Regions from separate parts of the Mus musculus genome. Here region 1 is linked to region 2. A link is a contact called in ENCODE Hi-C or POLR2A ChIA-PET data. All regions are on one chromosome and are shown on one strand. Each heading gives the region's core, a stretch centred on a gene start or an enhancer-like site at or near the end of the contact. The rest is flanking DNA. Distances are from core to core; before and after follow the strand shown.

Region 1 (5,952 bases), core at 388-2,887, 43 kb before region 2:
TTCTCTAGGAGTCCCAGGCACCCCACATATCCTCTAGGAGTCGCAGGTGACCAGCACACATCCTTTAGGAGTCACAAGTGATCCACACACATCCTCGAGGAGTCGGGGTGACCCCCCCCATACTCTAGGAGTCGCAGGTGACATACAGATCCTTTAGGAGCCGTAGGCAACTCCCACACATCATCTAGGAGTCGCTGGTGACCCCCACACGCATCCTCTAGGTGTCGCAAGTGACCCCCCCCCATTCTCTAGGAGTCTCAAGTGACCCGAAGGAGTCGCAAGTGACCCCCCCCCCACACACACACATCCTCTAGGAGTCGCGGGTGATGCACAGATCCTCTAGGAGTCGCTGGTGACCCCCGCCCCATCCTCTAGGAGCTGCAAGTGACCCACACATCCTCTAGGAGTCGCAAGTGAACCACACATCCTCTAGGAGTCGCAAGTGACCCACACATCCTCTAGGAGTCGCAAGTGACCCACACATGCATGCTCTAGGAGTCGAGGAGGACACACAGCACAGATCCTCTAGGAGTCGCAGGTGACTTCCCCCCTGACTCCGCTCTCCACTCCCTTCCCCCCCCCCCCGTTCTCTAGGAGTCTCAAGTGACCCACAAATGCTGTAGGGGTCGCAGCTGACCACCACACGTTTTCTAGGAGTCGCGGGTGATGCACGGATCCTCTAGGAGTCGCAGGTGACCCACACACATCCTCTAGGAGTAGCGGGTAACACCCCCTTCTCTAGGAGTCGTGGTTGATCCACAAGCACAATCTAGCAGTCACTGGTGACTTACACACTCTCTAGGAGTCCCGGGTAACCCCTACACACACGCTCTAGGAGTCCCGGGTGATCCCCACGCACGCTCTAGGAGTCCCGGGTGATCCCCACGCACGCTCTAGGAGTCCCGGGTGATCCCCACGCACGCTCTAGGAGTCCCGGGTGATCCCCACGCAAGCTCTAGGAGTCCCGGGTGATCCCCACGCACGCTCTAGGAGTCCCGGGTGATCCCCACGCACGCTCTAGGAGTCCCGGGTGATCCCCACGCAAGCTCTAGGAGTCCCGGGTGATCCCCACGCACGCTCTAGGAGTCCCGGGTGATCCCCACGCACGCTCTAGGAGTCCCGGGTGATCTCCACGCATGCTCTAGGAGTCCCGGGTGATCCCCACGCAAGCTCTAGGAGTCCCGGGTGATCCCCACGCACGCTCTAGGAGTCGCAGATGACCCTCACACAAGTTCAAGGAGTCACAGGTGATCCACACAGAAGCTCTAGGAGTCGCGGCTGACCCACACACTCTCTGGGAGTTACGGCGATACACATACACACTCTAGGAGTCGCGGCTGACCCTCCCCATACACTCTAGGAGTCACGGGTGACCCACACGCACTTAAGTCGCCGGTGACACACACACACACACACACACACACACATACACACAAACTTGTGCAAACAGATTAAATATCCACTGACAGGGCATGCATTCACAAGCACCCACTTTTACTCTCAGAACACAAACGGTAGGAGAGTACTTACCTTTAAGGCCACCACGGTGAACCATGCACCTTCGACACTTGTGGAACACGCAGGAAACTGCACGAAGCCCTGACGAGTCAGTCACTCACGACTGCCCGTCGCAGAATAAGAAGAGAGGCTCTTGCCTCAGGTAAAAAACTGACCTGGTACCCCAGGCTGCGAACCAATCACAGCCCTGTCACTGCCACCATGACCAATGGGGATGCATGGTGGGGCGCCAATGGGGAGCGTGGACATTGGTGAAAACATTGTAACAACTTGCCACAGGTTGCAAGAGGGTGTGGAAGGAGCAAGATGACCTTTTCACCCCATCCAGGCGGCTAGCGCCAGTTCTTACACCCCTCAACCAGGGCAATGCCACCTATAACTTTCTCTTGAGATATAGAGGAGCCATCTTCAAGGTCCCAGTAGCAGTCCCCTGTTTCAAGGAAAAGAAAGAGAAAAATGAAGATGTGAGAGGGAATAGGTACAAAATAGGAGAGGGGAATAGGGGATTCCCAACTAAAAAAGCAGAGAAGAGAACCTTAAAGGTGGACTTAAAATGCAGAGAAGAAAAGAGAGAGAGAGAGAGGATGTGTTGAGTTGTTTGTAGTAAGCAACAAGTTTTCTCCAGGTTGAGGGACTACAACTCATTTTCCGCCTCAAATCAGATGTGCTATTATCTTTAAACCACTTTTTTCCCTCGCATCTTGAGATATCTGCAATGGTCCTGACACCACCACATCAGTTTGGCACACTACGAGCGCCACCATATCAAACTGGCACACTAGGAGCGCACTCTTGTAGAGAAAGGAAAGCAAGCAAAAGCCCCTTGGAAGGGGAGAGGCTCAGCCTGTGAATAGGAGGGAGGGTGCCTCCTGCAGTCTGACCTGAGGTGAGCTGCTTCACCATCCTCGCCCCCGCCCCTCCACAGAGGTTAAACGGAGGTCACTTGAGGTAGCAGCTGCAGCCACGACTTTGGTAGCACCAGAAGTTGGATTCCAATCCGGGATCTACCTCACGGTGACTGTGACTGGCTAGAAAGGAGCCCCTTTCTAAAGTATGCAACAGGGTACCTTAAATTTGACTCTAGCGAGTCCTGGTGTCATCTTTCAAATGGTTTTGGTAGATTGTGGATTTTAAACAAAATGAAAACTGTTCAGTGGGAATGGTGGATCATAGCTGTAGTCGCAGCAATCAGGTAGCCCAGAAAGAAAAAAAAAATGAAGTTGGTGGCTAACCTGAGCTTAGAAATGAGGCTCTTGCTCCTGACAGAAAACAGATCTGATGCTTAAGGTACAGGAGTGGGGACCAGTGGGGACCCAGTTACCAGCTCCCCTCTAAACTATCAGGGATATGGCTGGCTAAAGGAGCTGGAGCTTTGTAAGACACTGTAGTGAATTGCCAGACCGATACAGAAAAGAGTGCTGAGGACAGGAATGGCAGCAGGGCCTCTCTCAAAGGCTTGTACCAGGTCCAAAGAGCAGCTACACCTTACCCCCTTGGAGGCAAGTTTTAAAAGTATCTTTTTACTTCCACGCTCTGCTTGGGTCATGACCTATCCCTTCTGACTCTCGGGCGGCCTTCGTTGTGGGTTTCCAGGTGGTCCCGGGCCTGCATCTATGGTCCTTCTCCTGGCTCTGCTTAAACCTCTGTACCTGCTGCTGGGGCTACTGGGTGCAGAACGGGTACTGAAACTGTGAACCTTTGTCTTGGAGAGCCTTGTCCTTGACCTGTGAGGAATGTGGAGGTTTGCAAACTTTGACCTCTGACAGGTCTCAGCCTTTAATTTAGTTGCCATTCCCCTGCCTACTTCACACACACACACACACACACACACACACACACACACACACACACACACACACACACATGCGTGCTTCCTTCCATACTTTGACTTCCACAGAAGAAATGTAACTCTTGCAGTAGCCTGGTTTCTTTATTGAAAAAGAGATCTTTAGGCAATTCCTCAGCATCAAGGCCAGTGGCTCTGCTCCTGAATGGTAGGGACTTCCAGGGGTCCTAACAATATCCATATGACCACTATCCTTTGAACTTCATCTCTGCTTCCATGTAACATAGCTCCTGCCCTACCCCCACCCTACAAGGGCTGGAGAGACAGCTCAGAGGCTAGGAGCTCAAATTGTTCTTCCAAAGGATAGGGAACCGAAGGTAGCTCACAACTGCCTGCAACTCCAACTCCAGGGGCGATCCAGTGCTCTGGCCTCTGCATGAAGCTTTAAAAGCCCACCCCCTCCCACGTATGCCCTGTGGCCTATGACCGCATCCCTGCATTGCTGAGCGCTGCCCTGAAATCCTGTGCTTCTTTCCTGGTTTCACCACCCTCCTACTTGATCCAGATACCACCTTCCTGTCAGGAAGGCTTTCAAGATCCCCGTTCTAGACTAACTCAGAGGGCTGCTTCGGTTCAATGTCCTTTGGTCCTGGTTTGTAAGAAAAATTAACATTTCTTCTCACAATTTCATGTGTATGGGTATTTTGCCTGAATTTATGTCTGGCAGATGCCAGAAGAGGGTATCAGATTCCCTGGACAATTGTGAGCCAACATGAAGGGGCCAGCAACTGAACCCAGGTCCTCTGCAAGAGCAGCAAGTGCTCTTAATAGCTGAGCCATCTTTCTCTGATTGGATTTTAGCCATTTCATCTGTTAAAGTGTGGAGGCCTAAAATTAGAGTTCTGGCTCGTGAGTGGATGGGTAAATAACCTTATAGATAGATAAATGGGCAAGTGAATGACTTACTAGGAGATGTGGCTCACATGATTATGAAGGCTGAGAAATCCCATGACAAGGGTGTTTCCCTGTTCAAGACCCTGGGGTGTCAATAGCATGGATTCAGTTCTGATCTAAAGACCTCTGAGCCAGAGGAGTCACTGAAGTAAATGTCAGTTCAAGGCGGGAGTGGTGGTGGTGGTGGTGTCTAAGAACTTGGGGAGACACTGGTGTAAGCTCTGGGGTCTAAAGGCTCGAGAGCCCAGGACTCTGAAGGCCAAATGCTGCAGGCAGGAGAGAGAGGGAGAAAAGGAGAGAAGGGGAGGGAGGGAGGGAGAGACAGAAGGATGGAGAAGGAGAGAGGGATGGCGGGGGAGTGAGAGTTTTCTCTTGTTTTATTTATTTGGGCCCTCAGTCAATTATGTAGTGTCCTACACTGAAGACAGTGCTATGTAAGGTTACTGTAAAAGTGCTCTGGGAGGCGTGTCCTCAGGCTGTGAAGTGACAGGAAGAGGATCCAGTGAACTTGACTTTGGGCTCTTTGCTCAAGAGGCCACTCTTAGGAAGGCTTGCAAGTGGGTTTCTCCCTTCCTCTCCCACCCAGTCCTCATTCCCCTCCTCTCCCCTTCTCTCCTCTTTTTCTTTCTTTGGCCTGGTGTGTGTGTGTGTATGTGTGTGTGTGTGTGTGTGTGTGTGTGTGTGTGTGTGTAGCTCAGGCTAGCCTCAAACTATAACATCATCTTCCTCAGCCTCCTGATGGCTGGGGATACAGTGTGCCAACATACCCGGCATTTCTATGTCTTCTCTCTCTCTCTCTCTCTCTCTCTCTCTCTCTCTCTCTTTCTCTCTCTCTCTCTCTAGGCTGGCAGCAAGATAGCTGCAGAGGGAGGTCCTGAAGGCACAGAGCAAGCTGGGGTGAGGTTGGGAACGTGGAGGCTGGATAACTCCTTTACATTCCCTCACATGAATTTGATAGATAGGGGCCACTGTCCCAGATCCTGATACAAGGGGACAGAAACTTTCTCGAGGATAAGCAGAGTGGCTCTTGACACAGTGGGCGGGGCGTGAAGAGCAGAACCTCAGGACTGGGACATTAAAGAGGGATTCCTGGAGAAGGAGTGAGAAGGGACATTGTGGGACACCCCTGCCCAGCTTCTTGCAGAGGCTGGGAGATAGGCTTGGTTCCCCGTGTGCTCCTACAGTTGGCTCTTGCAAAGGCCTCCCTAGTTATTAACTTAGGAGATGCGAGTTGTTTCTGTAGCGAAAGTGATGCATTTTATAGGCTCATAAACTCATAGCCTCCAAGGCTAGCCTATCACCTTTATTGGTGGCCTGCTGCCCTCTGCAAATGGTGATCCCTGCCTTAGGGGTGGAAGGCAGGGTAATTAAGAGGGTGGCAAATTCCTACTCTGACCTGACGCTTCTCAGGAAGTTTTAACAGTCTGTGATCTGAAAGAAAGAGCTTTGCTTTCTGCATTAGTAGTAGCCAGACAAAGGTTCCTACCAGGTTCCAGCATGAGGCTTGGGGGCTGTAGGTTGGCAGTAGGGCACTTGCCTGTCGTGAATGAAGTTTCCTGTTCAGTTTCCCATGCCGTTATAAATACATATAGAGACATACACAGAAAAAGGGAAAGTTTTAGTTCATCAGCTGTTTATGTGTAAAAATTTTGGGGGTGGGGGTTAGTTAAGAGCTTTGAATGTGTTAGCACTAA
Region 2 (5,720 bases), core at 1,996-4,495:
GGCAGGTGATGCTGTAACAGGTGGATGCTGTGGGAACACACGGGGAGGTGCAGGAGCACTCCCCCACAGATAGGTCAGGCTGCAGAGAAAACGCCTGCCATCTTTTGAAGAGCATCTCAGGGACTGGATTTCCACAAGAGGCGGGCTGACTACTGTCAGGAAAGCGAAGGTATAAACAGGCTTTCCAGAAAAGTGGGGCGTGGGCCAGGCTACATTCTCAGATTGGGGTGGCCGCTCCCAGGCTCAAGGTAGTTTTTGGACACTGAAAGTTTTTGGTTAGAGTGTGTATGTTTGTGAGTGGCGTCTGCTAATGCTGCTTCTTCACTCCTGTCCTCCTGCAGCTGGGCAGTGAAGAGAAAGTTCTAGAAAATTGTCTGAGCCTGGGTGGCCACCGTGCCCCTGTGGTCACCGTGGACTGGAGCACCGCCATGGACTGTGGGACGTGCCTCACAGCCTCCATGGATGGCAAGATCAAGCTGACTACCCTCCTAGCCCATAAGCTCTGATGTCGGGCCCGGCTGACACGGCACGGGAAGCAGAACCGTCTCTGGCAGAAGAGAGATGAGACGGGGGACAGGACAGGGCTCTGGTTCTGCACTGCCAGGGTGGTGGATCTTCAGGAAAGCCCCCAAGGGGGCTCAGTCGTCCTGACGAAGCCCCTGGAGCAGGAGATGTGGAGCAGGCTGCGTGTACTCCCTGGAGACTAGAACCGTGGCTATAGCGGAGCATGCTCCAGAGCACAGGACTGATGCTAAGGAAGGAGCCACAGTGGCCGGCGCACCCTGTTCGGTCCAAGAGGCATTGACTGTATTTTGTACATAATTGCTTATTTTTCTTATTTAAGGGGAAAAAAAAATCAGAGCAAGGTAATGCTCTTACAGTCACTTGGTGTCTCTTTCTGGACTATGTGAGTCGCCTGGCCCTGGTGATAGCCACAGCTCCCTGCCTTGGTTATTGGATGTCAGCTCTCACTAGCCTCAGCTGCCATGCCTTTCTGGCAGAATCCGGTTATAGTTGAGATGTACACCACAGTGCCCTCTTCTGGTCTCAAGCCGAGATCTGAGTGTCTTCTGCAGAACCTGAAAGCTGGGTAAGGTGCTGGCTAAGAGGCTTCTCAGGACAGCAGGCCTGAGATCTGGGCCCACCTCCAGCTCCTGCACCTTGGGGTCTTGTGGTCCCAGAACTCTCATTTGGTGGCTTCCTCCTCCTTCCATCGTGAAGTCTCTTAGCTTGAATAGTACCAGCTGCCTGCACCTCTGCCTGGCTCAGCTGCATCGGCTGTGCCTGTGCTCTGGTCTCTCACTTGGAAGGAGAGAAAAGCAGGAGTGTTGAGGCCTGGGCTCCCTTCTGGGATGGAAGGAAAAGTGGAAAGCGATATATAGGAAAACCCTATATATCATAGTTACTATTTATTATTGGTGTGCCTGTGTGTGTTGGGTGGGTGGGTGGGGGGTGGGGTGGGATATGCCACAACAAAGATCACAAGACAACTTGGTGTAGACTTAAGTTCTTTCTGTTCATCTTTATGTGTATTTGGGGGATCAAACTCAGGTGGGCAGGCTGCATGGCAAGTGGCTTTCCCCGCTGCGCCATCTCCTGCTCACGTGTTTACCCACGTCCACACTGACATGAAGGGGTCAGTCCGTTCTCTGCCGTGTCTCCACTCCGACTGACACACAGCCTCATCGTCTGCCTCACCCAGCTTTGTGGGCCTGGGTTCCGCCTGAGTCAGGAGCCCGTGATTTAATTTCCTCTGGTTTTCCTGTCTTATGGCGTGCTCTTTCTTCCAGCATGTTCCCCACAACTTGCTGAACCAGTGGTTTTAAGGCTCAGAGACAGAAAGAACATTCCAGAGCTTGTTCCTCCCCAACCCCTCCCAGGAAGAATGCATCCTTCAAAGCGCCTCTTTGGAACCCCTGAGGGCCTTAGTAGGGCTCTGTCCTTTGCTGTCCTTGAGTGAAGGTGTTGTGGGGCACAACCAAGAAGGCAGGTCACACTGCAAACCTTGAGTCACTCTTCTGGGGGCTGAGAACCTCGCCTGGCAGGTGCAAGTCTGCATTTCCCTCCCTGTGCCCTGGGGCCCTGTCTCTGCTGAGCCCCAAACCCATGCCCAGGAGCTCGGTGTGGGGTCTGGAAGTACAGTCACGATTACAGTGCCTGCTGACTAAATGAAGCTGACGGACACTTGTTACTATAGCCAATAAATTTATCTGCCAATTTAAAAATAATAAAACCCATGTGGACTCCAGCACAGGCAAGTCTCCTAGCTTGGTCTTTCCCTCCTGCTGCTGGGGTCTTTGCTGACAACAGGCTCTGTATGCAGCCACACAGGTCTTTAGCCTTATTTGCTGGGTGGCCATGGAGAAGTTTTAAGAGATGTGCAGGGTCGGGAGAGTTATTAAGAATCAAAGGAATCCAAGAATGGAAGGATGCCCTCTCACCCAGCATTAGGCTTGCTTGGCTCACATCAGATGAGGTAGAGGGCCCGCCCTATTTACAGTCAATGAATGCTACTTTCTTGACAGCTAGGGGCTGCCCTCCCAGAAAGGTGGCAGCCTGGCCTGGTTCAAGAGCAGCTAAAATGACTCTAGGGGTCATCTGTGGGATTGGAAGCCATTGGTTTATCCCATTAAGAGTTGGGGCCTTTAATTTCCTGGTCCGAGCTATCAGTTTAGGATTGAGGATTAGCATTAGGGAAAGGCTATGGAGAAACCGTGCTCAATAGGGGAGCTGTGGGTGCCCCAGTCCAGAGTGCGGTGTTGACCTGCTGTTGTAAATCGAACTTGGTCACTCTTGATTTCTCCGTTTGGGGGCAGACAGAATCAGATCTGAGGTTTCCTTTGCTCCAGCGCTCCAGAGAAGAACCTCCCCTGTGAGGGCCTCCTACTGTGTTTTTTTCAGTCGTCTTCCTTGGCTTTTTCCCCAACCACCCAGGTTGCCTTAAAATCATGCATGCGTTTAGCTGAAAGATTCCGGACACCTGGGAGCTAGCTTGGCGCCTCCTCCACTTCTGCAGAGGGAACCTTTCTTTGCTTCCCCTAGTTACTGACTCTGGCCGCTAAGAACCAACGGCTGCGCCTCCGTCACAACAGCTGACAGAAACAGGAGCCTGCGGATGTGACCCGCGGTCTGCAGGGGGCACCCGGGGCCCTAGCGGCCAGCCAGCGCCCGGGTCCGGAGCGCGCACGCCGGGAGCGCGCAGGAGCCGGAAGGGGCGGGCGGTGGGATGCGTGCGCGTCTCGCAGTTCTGAATCCCCGGAACCCACGGGAAGGACCGCAGCGCTGCCCTCCCCTCTTGCCCACGGTTCCATCCTGTCCCCAGGCCCCCGGCTCTGCGCCCTCTGCGGTAGGGAGGGAGTGGCGCGGCCAGCTCCGCGCTAGTGCAGCGACGTCCCGCGTGTGCCTTCTGGGTGAGATTTTCCAGGGACCCAACGGGCCCGACCCGATCAGCGCTGAGCTCCAGAAACCTTGCGGCGGGCAGGACCTGGCTGCTGGCTCGATGGTCGATATCCAGCTTTCTACGACTTTGTGCACGCTAATTCTTAACCACGTCTGTTTCTCGTCTATAAAATGGACATGATACACATGTACTGCCGGGTCTGACTCATTTCTGTACACTGTCACTCACTGGATGGTATTCCTCTTAATCGACTTCTGTTCTGTGGCTGGACAAGTTGTTTGGTTTAAATGAAGTTATAAACAGTCATTCTGGATGAGCCAAAATTGTCTACTGGTGTATGTTGGGGGCAGGGGGAGCACTGCCCATTGAAATGTGTGAATTAGAAAGCCTGGGGGATTTAGTAATTGATATGTTTTGTAAAATGTGGTATGGGAGGGAGGGAGGGGGTGCCTTAAGCGGGCCCAAGCTGAACCCCCTCCTACTCCCAGGTATCAGCCATATGATGGGTCTAGTATAAAAAGAAGTTTATTTGGGGACATGAGAAGGGGGGTTGAGAAGGGAGTAGAGGCAGAGAAAGAGGGGACAGAGAGGGACAGAAAGAGAGAGAGGGACAGAAAGAGAGAAAGGGAACAAAGAAGAGGGAACATGTGGAGAGAGAAGTGGGGAGGGGGGTTCAGAGAGCATGAGAGAGGCCAGATAGTCCTTTTATAGCAAGCCAGGTTTGTACCTGGCTGTTGCTAGGTAGTTGAGTGGAGCCTAGAAGGAACGTTAGCATGCTAACAGTAACCAAATCACAGTAGAGGTGAGAAGTTTGTGACATAGATGGAGATGGACGATTGGGCCAGAATCCCCTTTCTTCCTTCCTTTGGGCTGTAGAAATGACAGGAAAGCATTTCTTGTTGCTGCAACTGCCTGTGTGGGGCACAGAGCAGGGGAGGGGCTACAGATATCTGTCTGCAGGCCCCATGTCCTATCTGCTGCTAGTCCTCCATGTGACACAGTGTACATGGCTTGGCCTTCTGGGCTCTGCTCACCTCTGGGTCACCTCAGGTCTGCCCTACACTGACTAGTAATTACTGCTGGTAAGTTGGAAGAGCGTTGACTTACTAGAATCTACTGACTTGGTTCCTCCTTGTAGGCATTGAAGATCGGCACCCACTGGGGTCAGATGAGCCTGGTGTGACAAGAGAGTGTGAGTTTTGGTCCTGTTCTAGAGAAGCAAGCCATGGAAACCCTAAAATCCAAGACCAAAACGAGGGTCCTCCCCTCTTGGATGACAGCCCCTGTGGATGAGAGAAAGGTTGTATCAGTGAAGACAGCCACAAGGAAGCAGACAGCCGCCTGGGCCCAGAGAGTGGGGGCAGCAACAAGGTAGCTAGCTGGCCTGTCTGTCAGAGTGGGCGGGGCAATGAAATCCGTCCTTCCAGCAGAGCCCATCGCTCTCAGCTTGCCCCTCACAGAGAAGCACCACCACGTGAGTGTGTGCTGGTGAGCTCTGTCCTGCCGTCTAGCTGTTGATGCAGGCAGTGAGCTCTGCCTACAAACCATGCCTACACCCCAGGAACCAGTTGTTCAAAGTGCTTATCTCTTCTTCATTGGTGACAAAAGCAAGATCAATGGATCTGAAGTCTAGTCACCTGAGTGGTGCCTGTCTTTCCTGTACACAGGGCTTTTCAGTCAGTCAGTCAAGAAATCTGACATTGCAGAAGTGACGGGTGAATGCTGGTAGTCAGGGCGGGGAGAGCTTATCAAGTAGGAGGGAGGGAGCAGCCATTCTCTCAGAAACAGGGGCAGGAGGCTTTCAGGGCCACACTTGCTGGCTCTTTCCTGTTCCTTACGTAGTTGTCACAGCCCCAGTCACATTCATGTACAAACTGGGCTCTGGCCTGATGGCCTGTACTGGCTATGTCCTCTGTTTGCTTTTGAGACAGTGTCTCTCTCTGTAGCCTAGGCTAGCCTGGAACTTACTATTTAGGTCAGACTGGCCTGGAACTCACAGAGTTCCACCTGCCTCTGCCTCCCCAGTGCTGGGATTACTGTGTGCCACCACACTCAGCCGTCCACTGTGTGTTTCAAGGAGTAACAGTGGGAAGCCAGCCACTATCCCCACTCCCAGTTCTGTGTGAGGGAGTCCACGAAGGGAGGGTAGTCCTGTGCCCTGCCCCTGGACCACTAGGCTGAGGAAACTCTACAGCTCAGAGAATCAGTAACTCCCCCCCCCCCCCGGGGGTGCTTCCATTTCCTTCCTCCTTGTGAGTCCCTCTGCCCTCAGCTGTGGCTCTGCGTCTCTGTTTCAGAGCCCCAGCCACGGAGACCGTGT

The links. Hi-C counts contacts between places; a loop is a spot of excess contacts on that map. ChIA-PET counts read pairs that join two places held with the same protein, here RNA polymerase II (POLR2A).
Region 1: a loop to region 2 is called in a map of heart, with 3 times the contacts of the local background. The contact joins the promoter of Stra8 here to the promoter of Cyren in region 2. A Hi-C loop is called at or near these places in 14 of 37 maps with a recorded cell type or tissue (CH12.LX, Patski, adrenal gland and 4 more). POLR2A ChIA-PET finds 5 or more read pairs at or near these places in 4 of 5 experiments (Patski and embryonic stem cell).

What each region holds. Positions count from the first base shown.
Region 1 is chr6:34,916,633-34,922,584 of GRCm38, reverse strand. It overlaps Stra8 (stimulated by retinoic acid gene 8), which reads right to left and starts at 1,637. Exons shown (of 9, transcript NM_009292.2): 1 at 1,531-1,637.
Region 2 is chr6:34,875,590-34,881,309 of GRCm38, reverse strand. Cyren (cell cycle regulator of NHEJ) reads left to right here and starts at 3,245. Exons shown (of 4, transcript NM_001135611.1): 1 at 3,245-3,410; 2 at 4,539-4,771; 3 at 5,698-5,720. The coding sequence starts at 4,626. Wdr91 (WD repeat domain 91) reads left to right here. Exons shown (of 15, transcript NM_001013366.1): 15 at 342-884. The coding sequence ends at 506.